Linked DNA regions of Homo sapiens: region 2 is linked to region 1. The links are chromatin contacts, found by Hi-C or POLR2A ChIA-PET in ENCODE. All regions are on one chromosome and are shown on one strand. Each heading gives the region's core, a stretch centred on a gene start or an enhancer-like site at or near the end of the contact. The rest is flanking DNA. Distances are from core to core; before and after follow the strand shown. Region 1 holds the start of LIFR (LIF receptor subunit alpha). Region 2 holds the start of OSMR (oncostatin M receptor).

Region 1 (4,528 bases), core at 1,403-3,902:
GATACTGGTGATAATCTACAGAAGGCAGGGATTTGAGTGCCTAATGGCAACCGAATTTTATGAAACATAAACTACCCTCATCTTCAATTTAATCAAAGGTACAAGCTGCCTCTCTACGTTCAAAAATATTTAAACACTTAAGAATTTTTCCTCAGATTATTCTTTAAAATGTGTATCTGTTCCTTCTTTTCTTTTGTTAAAACAAAGAGCCAAGTTGTTACCCAAGGAATAATGACTTTAGTTACTGACCATCATGGCTCCCACTTCACAGCAAAGATGCCAAAGACTCTTATGGATTACTGTGAAGTTATATAGAAGCAAACAGTGTATGCTGGGGAGAAGGCACACTTATTTCCTGGAAGGTGATATAAAGAAACAAATGACTACTGCCTTTAGGCCTTTGGGAATAACCAAATCCACTTAAAAACCTCAAAAACTAATGCTTTACAATTTCATAGCAAATTATTAGAAACAACCTACATATATCACAATGAAGAGATTAAATAAATTATGGTCCATCCCTAATGGAGTACTCAGCAGCTGTTAGAGAATGAGGCAGATTCTCTTAGATACCAATGGAGACTGCCATGATTTAGTACTCTGGGGAGGGAAGCGGGGCAGGGGGAGCTGGTGCACAGTATACAATGGGTCCTCATCTTTAGGAATACAAACAAAAAGAACACGTACAGAATGTTTACATGAGCATAGGCTATGTCTGGAAAGACATACACAAGGAGCCAGTAGCTGTGGAACATGATGGGAGAGAGGTATACTCCGTATCTTTTATATCTATTGAATCTTCTCCAGTGTGAATAGATTACCTGCTGCACAATTAATGTAAGAAAAATGCACACTATTACCAACATATTTGTCAAGGATGACCATTCAGAAGCAAATTTTTCAAAAATCACAAAAGTTTTGCTCCTTCAACAGCAGAGTCCCTGATTCTCATTCCCCAGAAGAGAATACAAGTCTCCACTAATCAAGAGGCTTGCTAGTGATCTCACTCACCTATTACAAAGCAAAGAAGTCTCAATTCAATTCTTGAAGAGGAAATAGCTGCTCCGATCACCTTGGGAACACATCATATATTTAAATTGAGCTTGCAACTAACTCCCTAATGAAGTTTCCAAATGAACAGTTGCCCCCGACTATAAAGCATAAAGTCAACGTAGAAGACAACTAAAAGAATGGTCTCGTGTTTTTAAAAAACACATTATACTTAGGCTTCCTTTTCTCTGCCAGGCTTAGACAAGAAACTCTCTGGTAACAGTGAAATGTAATTTCAGATCTGTGACAAAATAATCATGTAAGGGGAAGGGCAAGTAGCATTCGCGCTGAAAAAACTCCTTGGTTTTTCCACTTGTGAAAAGGAAAGGTTTGCCTTAAATTTAATTTCTGTACCATTTCTGGACCCCTGCCTAAACGATACTACTATATCACATTAATCTTACTTCAAGCAAATACTTTTTAAAATTAAAAACTAATCTGAAACTGAACAGGAATCGGAAGACAAACTTTAAACTGAAACTTTTCTGTTGAAAGAATGTATCTTTTAAAGACACATAAAAAGAAATGCAAAGAACCGATTTCCATATAAATGCCACTCAATAACAATACAGGTTATAACAATATTTGACTGCATTAAACATTCAAAAAGGAACACAAAGATACCCAACTGCAAATAAAAGACCTCATATATTTTTGGTAGCGGAATGTGGGGGGTGGGGGGCAAAAATCACATTAATTCAGATTAATCATGTAAATTCAGAACACGTGATGTGCAGTTTTGTGTCGCTCAGAACTCCTGAATCCAGCTTTGTGCTTTTACACAACATAACAGAAATGGCATCTTTCACAAAGCCTAACTTTGACCTCCAACACTTTAACTTTGGGTTTAACCAGTACACCACCTTCGGAAGTTAGCACATAAAAATACAGGTAAGTCAAATGCACTACGGATACAGAAAGGACGAGGAACAGGTTTAAAGGGGAGTTGAAGCAGAGGGGCACGAAATCACCTGGCAGGTCACCTCTCCGAAGGAAAAACATTTCAAGCTCCCTCCCATCCCCCAGGTAACCTCTGGCCTCAGAACTCACTGCCCTGCGTGGGGCAGAAGTTCTGGGCGCTGGAGTCCGCGTCCCCCAGGACACGAGGGTGACCCAAGGGCGCGCGGAGAGCGGCGGGACCCGGAGCGGCGCTCTCCGGGGTCACTCCCCTAGGACGCTCCGCAGAGCTGGGAGCGCTGCCCCACCCCGCCCGGGCCGCCCCTGGGGACCCCGCTCGGGGCTCCGCGGCTCCCCTGCTCCGCGCCGCGCCCACCCGCCCCCAGGACTCACGGTACGCTCCCGCGCCGCTATCTTGCCATCCCCTGCCGCCGGCTCTGTAGCCTCGGCCGCCGCCCCGGGGCTGCCCAGATCCCACAGCCGCCCGGGGGCAGGAGCCGCCAAGGAGGGGGCCGGGCACAATGCGCCGCCGCCTCCGCAGCCGCCGTCTCGCCTCCCCTGTGTCGGCGCGAGGCTGCTTGAGGCGGCCACGGGCGAAGGGCGGCCCGCTGCGCTCCGCGAACCCCGCGGGCCGCCGCCGCCGCCAGAGCCTCCCAGAGGCAACGGTAACGGCCACCGCCACGGCCGAGTCGCTCCAGCCGGGACTGCGGCGCGCGGGGGCGGCGCCTGCACGCCGCTCGGCTGGGGGCGCAGCGGGCCCGGCCCCGCCCCTGACCCGCCCCTGCCCCCGGCCCCGGCCCCGCCCCAACCCGCGCGCCCCCGCCGATCCCCGGCCGCGCGCCCGCGCGCGCGGGTGCTCCAAGGAGTCGGAGGAACGCGGCCGCGCGACGGGCCCCGGACGCCGAGGGTGGTGCTTCCTCCGAGCCTCCGGTGGTGAGGCCGCTCTCAGAAGGTCATGGAAGCGCAGGGGAGAGCGAGGCGGCCGAGCCCAGGCAAATCCTCGAGAAAGGCCGAGTGCGCGACGGCTCTGCGGGGAGGACCGCGCCTCCCCGAATGCGGCCGCTGCTGCCGCTGCAAACAGTGCCTTGAGGAGAGGAAAGCGGGGAACCGTGTTTTCGCCGCCTCTGTAACCACTGCACACAAGAAAACCAGCTTCTGGGAGAGGGGGATGATTGTTGGGACTTTGCGAATTACCTAAACAGCCCAGGGCCGAGGCGCCGCCGCTCGCGTCCTGGTCCTCCTGCCGGGTGTGGGGCTCCCCTGCCCGAGATGGCCAGCGGGCGCGCCGAGAGTATCCTGGAGCCATCTAGTCTTGCCTCGGAGGCGGGGTGGGCTTATTTGTGCGGAGAAGAAACGGATCTCTTAATGGGGTGAGATTTTTCCTCCGTACATTGTTCCCATTTCCGCAGTTTCACTTGGCCTCGGTTTTCTAGCAGAGTAATCACCAAATGAAATTAGCTGGAGAGCGTTTGATGGCGCAGAATCACGGTCTGAAGATGTTTACGCTGTATGCCGGACGCGTTTGATGGTGTTCTCTTCGGCACAATTAATTTTGCAAAGTTCAGAAATGTGCCAGACAGAGCCCCTGGCACGCAGTCAGGACTCTACAGACACACCTTGAGTAGGAAACAGGCTTGTTTGTTTCATCTGTGATTTATGTGATGCACCAGCACCAAGGCCAACGTGTTTTTTAAAGACCTTTCGATGAAACTCCAAAGCAATTTATAAATTGGCAAAATGAAGCTTGTTTTGTAAAATAACTCTTCCTTGTTGATCATGTAATTAAATGGGCAACAAAACACCTGAAAGGACATTTACTGAAAAGTAGACTCCCAAAACAAAAATATGTATTTCACAGCTAGATACGGTCGCTATTAGCGTCCTAATGGCCAACTCCATCCATGTGCGTATTTTGAACACTAAAAACGCCTCCTGTTACCCCTAAGACCTTGTTTGGATAACATTTTTCTATTATAAGTACTCGAAACCAACCCCATTTAAGATGTTTACCCTTATTCTTGAGTCCTTGATGGTTTGGGAAATTTATCATTATTCATATTGCACAATCCTGTCACTGTCTTTTCCATTAGGCACAGTGCCTAAGGTCCACAATATTTTTAGAGGCCCACAAAAAATATTTTAATTTCTTTTCAAATCAGAAGGAAAAAAAATTTAGGTTTAAGAAAGTATTTTAATATATATTAATATATTTGTTTTTGTGCTAATACAATCTTAAAATGTATGTATATATGTGTGTGTGTATATGTATATATATTTTAATGGAGTAAGGGGCTCAACGAAGGCAAAAAGGCCTAGAGCCCAAGAAAAACATGATGTGGCCCTGTTGCCTGGGGTTGAAAAATCCCATTCCATGAGAAGAATTTAGTTTTAAGAATATTACATAAAATGCTCATTTCTGTGGCCTTGCTATAATAGAAAGATGGAGATTCAGAGTAGTGATAATGGCTAACATCCACCTGATACACACCATGTGTCCATTACCTCTTAATCCTCACAGCACACCTGTGAAATAGGTACTATTCTCACACTTAGGGGGTAATGCAGGTTTTGTGGGGCCTGC
Region 2 (4,670 bases), core at 765-3,264, 290 kb after region 1:
AAGCTGCAAAAACATTATTTCCAAATAAACTGATATTTGGAGGTTTTGGGTGGATCTGACTTTATGGACCCAGTGCACCCACTGTTAAGGGTATAATCGCGAATTTATATGGTGCTACTGCATCTAGATTCTAGAATAACGTATAAATTTAAGAAATTAGAATGGTGCAAAAACAGATAAATTATATGTGGGCACCAAATTTTTACACTTCAGTCTCCTTCAATTGCAATAGGAGCCCAAAATAAGCCTCACTTTTTAGAAATTCATACTGGGCTGAATATTTTTATTTGACATCTCATTTGCTAGAAGAGAGATCCCTTTTAACTGTTTCTATAAAGAATAATTTTTTTTCTCAGTAAAATATAAAATCATAAAGACTTTCCAACTCTTGGGCTTGGCAGTTTCCATAACCATGCAGATGGCTAAACTAATGGACTCTTTAAAACTCTTCAAGTAATGAGAGGTGTGGCAAAGGACCATACATTTATTGAGACAAAAATACATTTTATTATCATCAAATATTTACTATGCATCATGGTCTTTGTGGCCCCATTAGGTATTAAGTGTATTAGGGCCTTTAGGCCTTTGTTTTAGGAAAAATAAAAAAACAAAAGGACTCTCAGCTTTCCTTGGGATGACATTGGGGAGGAGCCAGATATGTGAACAAACACAAAAGTAACATTTTAAAATAATTCTGACATTATTTTGAGTCATCCAGTCAATTCAATATAGGATTCTAAGATATGTTTATGGTCGATACTTGTTGATCACTCTTGGTTCCCTCCCCCACCCCCCTCCTACAACCTTGCTTTTGTGATACTTTCCAGGGTCCCCAAACTCAAACCAAACTAGGCTCAGCTGATCTGGAGCAAGGCCCCTTGCCTGCTGATTTGTCAGGCATCCAGACAGGCGAGGCTATGGGAGCTCCCGGTCCGAGGCTGCCTCGGAAGGCTCCTGTTATCCTCTAAGAGAGGTGAAATGCACCTTTCAAAGGCCCAGACACGGTAAAGATTGGATGGCATTTTTGGCCGGGCGCAGTGGCTGACGCCTGTAATCCCAGCACTTTGGGAGGCTGAGGCGGGCGGATCACGAGGTCAGGAGATCGAGACCATCCTGGCTAACACGGTGAAACCCCGTCTCTACTAAACATAGAAAAATTAGCCAGGCGTGGTGGCGGTCGTCTGTAGTCCCAGCTACTAGGGAGGCTGAGGCAGGAGAATGGTGTGAACCCGGGAGGCGGAGCTTACAGTGAGCCGAGATCGCGCCACTGCACTCCAGCCTGGGTGACACAGTGAGATGCCGTCTCAAAAAAAAAAAAAAAAAAAGGTTGAAGATTGGATGGCATTTTTAAGGGGAAAAGTAAACCATGTGTAGCATGTCGTAGCATTGGGAAATAAAGGTTTCGGGACTGTTGTAGCCGAAGAAACTTTGTCGGACAGGGCGTTTCTGGATAGAACGCGAGTAGGGGAAAAATGGGGACCGTTTGATTCGGTTCAAACACGTTTTCGTTGCTCTGGACGCCAAATGGAAACACGGCCAAAATTTAGTTAAAGGACTTCTCTTGCCTGAAGATTTTCGGACGGGGATCTCACGGGTTTGGCCTCTGGGTTGGGATGACAAGTGCCCCTGTGGGATACACAGCCCCAGGCCTCATCGGTCACTCGGCTTACCTCTGGTTCCGCCGGCTGGCCCGTGCGTCCTTGGCCGGGGCAGGAGCAGCGCTGCGCGCGGGGCACGGAGCCTCGGCCGCCGAGTTTTCGGTTTCCAAGTTTCCTTCCCAGGCCTCTCCCACTTCCTCTTCTCACCAGTGCCCGCCCGCCCGCAAAGTCCGGGTTGTGAGGCTGCGCCTCCCCCAGGATCGCGGCCGCCTCCCCCCGGGACTGAAGGGAGGGAATTCCTGTGGGTCCCAGGAGTGCCAAGAGTGCGCAGCAAGACGGGAAATTGCAAAAGACCTCACCCCTCTGCCCTCCCCCGCGGTTTTCCAGTAACTCCCGCCCCTCCGCGCTTGCCCCGCAGCTGATTCATAGCCCCGGCCCGGGCCGCCTCTGCACGTCCGCCCCGGAGCCCGCACCCGCGCCCCACGCGCCGCCGAGGACTCGGCCCGGCTCGTGGAGCCCTTCGCCCGCGGCGTGAGTACCCCCGACCCGCCCGTCCCCGCTCTGCTCGCGCCCTGCCGCTGCGCCGCCCTCGGTGGCTTTTCCGACGGGCGAGCCCCGTGCTGTGCGGGAAAGAATCCGACAACTTCGCAGCCCATCCCGGCTGGACGCGACCGGGAGTGCAGCAGCCCGTTCCCCTCCTCGGTGCCGCCTCTGCCCAGCGTTTGCTTGGCTGGGCTACCACCTGCGCTCGGACGGCGCTCGGAGGGTCCTCGCCCCCGGCCTGCCTACCTGGTGGGTGAAAACTAAATGATTCATTCCTTACAGGCCGCACAGTGCCGAGTCGCCCATTTCTCAGACTGTTTGAAATTCACCATCCCAGCGCCTTTTTCTCAAATGATGGTGGAATGTTTGTTGAGTGGAAAATTCCCACTTGAATCCCTCTTTCCTCTCTCCCAACACATCGTGTGGAGGAGTTCATTGCTTCCCCTACCTCTCCTCTCGTAACCCTTGACTCCCACCTGAGAGAGCCATTTTTCTGGGAATCCGTGTATCTCTCCCACCTGGTCCCTAGCGTAGAAGCGGGAGGAGCTCAAGCACAGGTGGAGAGAGGAATCCCCGGGCGACTCTGCAATAGCGTCCGTCCGGGGCGCTTACCTTCTTCTCCAGCCACTTGAGTGGAAGTGGCCCTCTACATTCTGGAAACCTAGGCACGGAGGGGTTCAGTAACTTGTCCAAGGCCATATGGCTAGCTGTGAGGGCACTGAAATCCGAGCCCGGCTCTCGCAGGCCAGGGCTTTACCCCTGACACCGCGATTCCTTTCTCGATAGTTCTTCATCTGCCCTTCATCCACCTACCCATGCATGCCTGCATCCGTCCATCCATCCTGCCTGCCTTGCTGCGGGAGGCACAGTGCTAGGTGCTGCTGATGGAGTGGCTTGGTAACAGACCTGCCTTGAAAACACTTTGGGAACAAGATATTCAAGAGAAGTAAATGGAAGGGTCTATGAAGGCAGAGAAGATAGAATTGAATGTAGGATACTTAGTTTGAGCTAGAAGGAATTCTGATGGAGGAGAAAGAAATTTTTAGGTTTTATTCCCAAGATTAAAACTGACTTTGGAACATGGGTCAAACTACTTATCACCTCTTAGTTTCCTTGTCTGCAAATAATAATGGTTCATACTTACTGTGAACCAGCCCCTATTCTAAGCACTTGACATATGCTAGCTCATTTAAGCTTCACGGGTGAGGCGGGTACTAGTTTTTTATTATATTTTATTGAGGAAACTGAGGCCCAAAGAGGTTTTGTAACTTTTCTAGGGTTACACAGCTAGCAGGTGACAGTATCAGGATTTGGGTTTGGAGTCTGCTCATGATCACCGTGCTGTAGCTCAAACTCTAAGACTGGGTGGGGTGTTTCATTATGGTCTTGCTTTGTCTCTCTCCTGGGCTGCTTTAAAATGCACTCAGAGCCCTTGATGTCCCCAAACTCCGCTGTGTCTGAGAATCATTTCTTGAGCTTTCAAAGCATCAAACTCCAAACACAGCCTTCTATTCAGAATCTTCAGGAAATACTCAGTTTGTTTTCCCCGTAGCATTTGTTCAGTGCCTCCAGTGGCAGGAAGCTCACCACCTCACATTTTATTGTAGGAAGAGCTAGTTCTCTGCTGTAAATTGCCTCCTTGTGACTTACATCTTGGTCCCAGTTCCCGTTTGTCCCAGCAGGTGTGGCTAAGCCTTTTGTATCAAAGGTGGCTTTGAGAGAAAAAGGCTGGTCTTGGGTGTTTCTTCCGCAGGGACCCGAGCCGCATTGGGGAGAACACATAAACACTGGTTCTTTCCCCCTCTACCCTTTTCTTTAACCTGAACAGACCAGGAACACATGCAGAGGTGTTCCTGGATCTCTCATGTTTTTGTAACCCTTTTGTCCTGAGGACAAAACCGAATCAGGAGAACTGTTACGGTTTTCAAAGGGGAATCAGTGGTACTGTATTTAACAAGAAGAAGGTGTGTATTTTCCTTGTGGGAAAGGACTGGGGCATTCATTGGCTGCAGTAGAAGAGAATCTTAGTGAGTGTGGTCTTGCTCACTTACAGGAACTGTGAGCCTTGGCCCTCCTTTCGCTGGGGGAGAAAATCCTTCTTGATTGCTTAAAAAATGTGTAAAATGGGGGGAAAAAAACCCAAACCAAAACAAATAGAATATCATGGCCTTGCTGGAGAAATCCCCTCCTCCAAGCAGGCTTCTTTGTAGCTACATGAAGAGAGAATTTCTTTTCCAACAGCTGTGTTGGTGGCTTCATAGCCTTCCTTCCCTCCTCATTTTAGTTGTACTGGTCGCTCTGCATTTGTGCACTCCACGTTGTATTCTATTTTTGTGTTTTAAAAATAATACAAATAATAACAACTCATTCTCACTCAATATAGAAGTGAAGTGAAATGTAGACGTGCCATCACCATCCTCCCTCCTCCCACTCAGAAGAGGGAAGGTTAAGTTTGATAATACCATTCTAAGGCTTGTTTTTCTTTTCTATAGTTTTACATAATACATACATATACATATGTTTTAAATA

Evidence for each region. Hi-C counts contacts between places; a loop is a spot of excess contacts on that map. ChIA-PET counts read pairs that join two places held with the same protein, here RNA polymerase II (POLR2A). Pooled maps may share reads with other maps.
Region 2: a map of endothelial cell of umbilical vein shows a loop between it and region 1 (17-fold over the local background). The contact joins the promoter of OSMR here to the promoter of LIFR in region 1. A Hi-C loop is called at or near these places in 4 of 168 maps with a recorded cell type or tissue (HepG2, ascending aorta, endothelial cell of umbilical vein and 1 more) and 7 of 50 pooled maps. POLR2A ChIA-PET finds 5 or more read pairs at or near these places in 1 of 52 experiments (MCF 10A).

The regions. Positions count from the first base shown.
Region 1 is chr5:38,553,994-38,558,521 of GRCh38, forward strand. LIFR (LIF receptor subunit alpha) reads right to left here and starts at 2,653. Exons shown (of 20, transcript NM_001127671.2): 1 at 2,341-2,653. LIFR-AS1 (LIFR antisense RNA 1) reads left to right here and starts at 2,793. Exons shown (of 9, transcript NR_103554.1): 1 at 2,793-4,528. MIR3650 (microRNA 3650) reads right to left here and starts at 3,568; the gene lies at 3,509-3,568. RefSeq lists enhancers at 2,794-3,577, 2,930-3,039.
Region 2 is chr5:38,843,998-38,848,667 of GRCh38, forward strand. OSMR (oncostatin M receptor) reads left to right here and starts at 2,015. Exons shown (of 18, transcript NM_003999.3): 1 at 2,015-2,390. It overlaps OSMR-DT (OSMR divergent transcript), which reads right to left and starts at 1,832. Exons shown (of 4, transcript NR_109951.1): 1 at 1,671-1,832.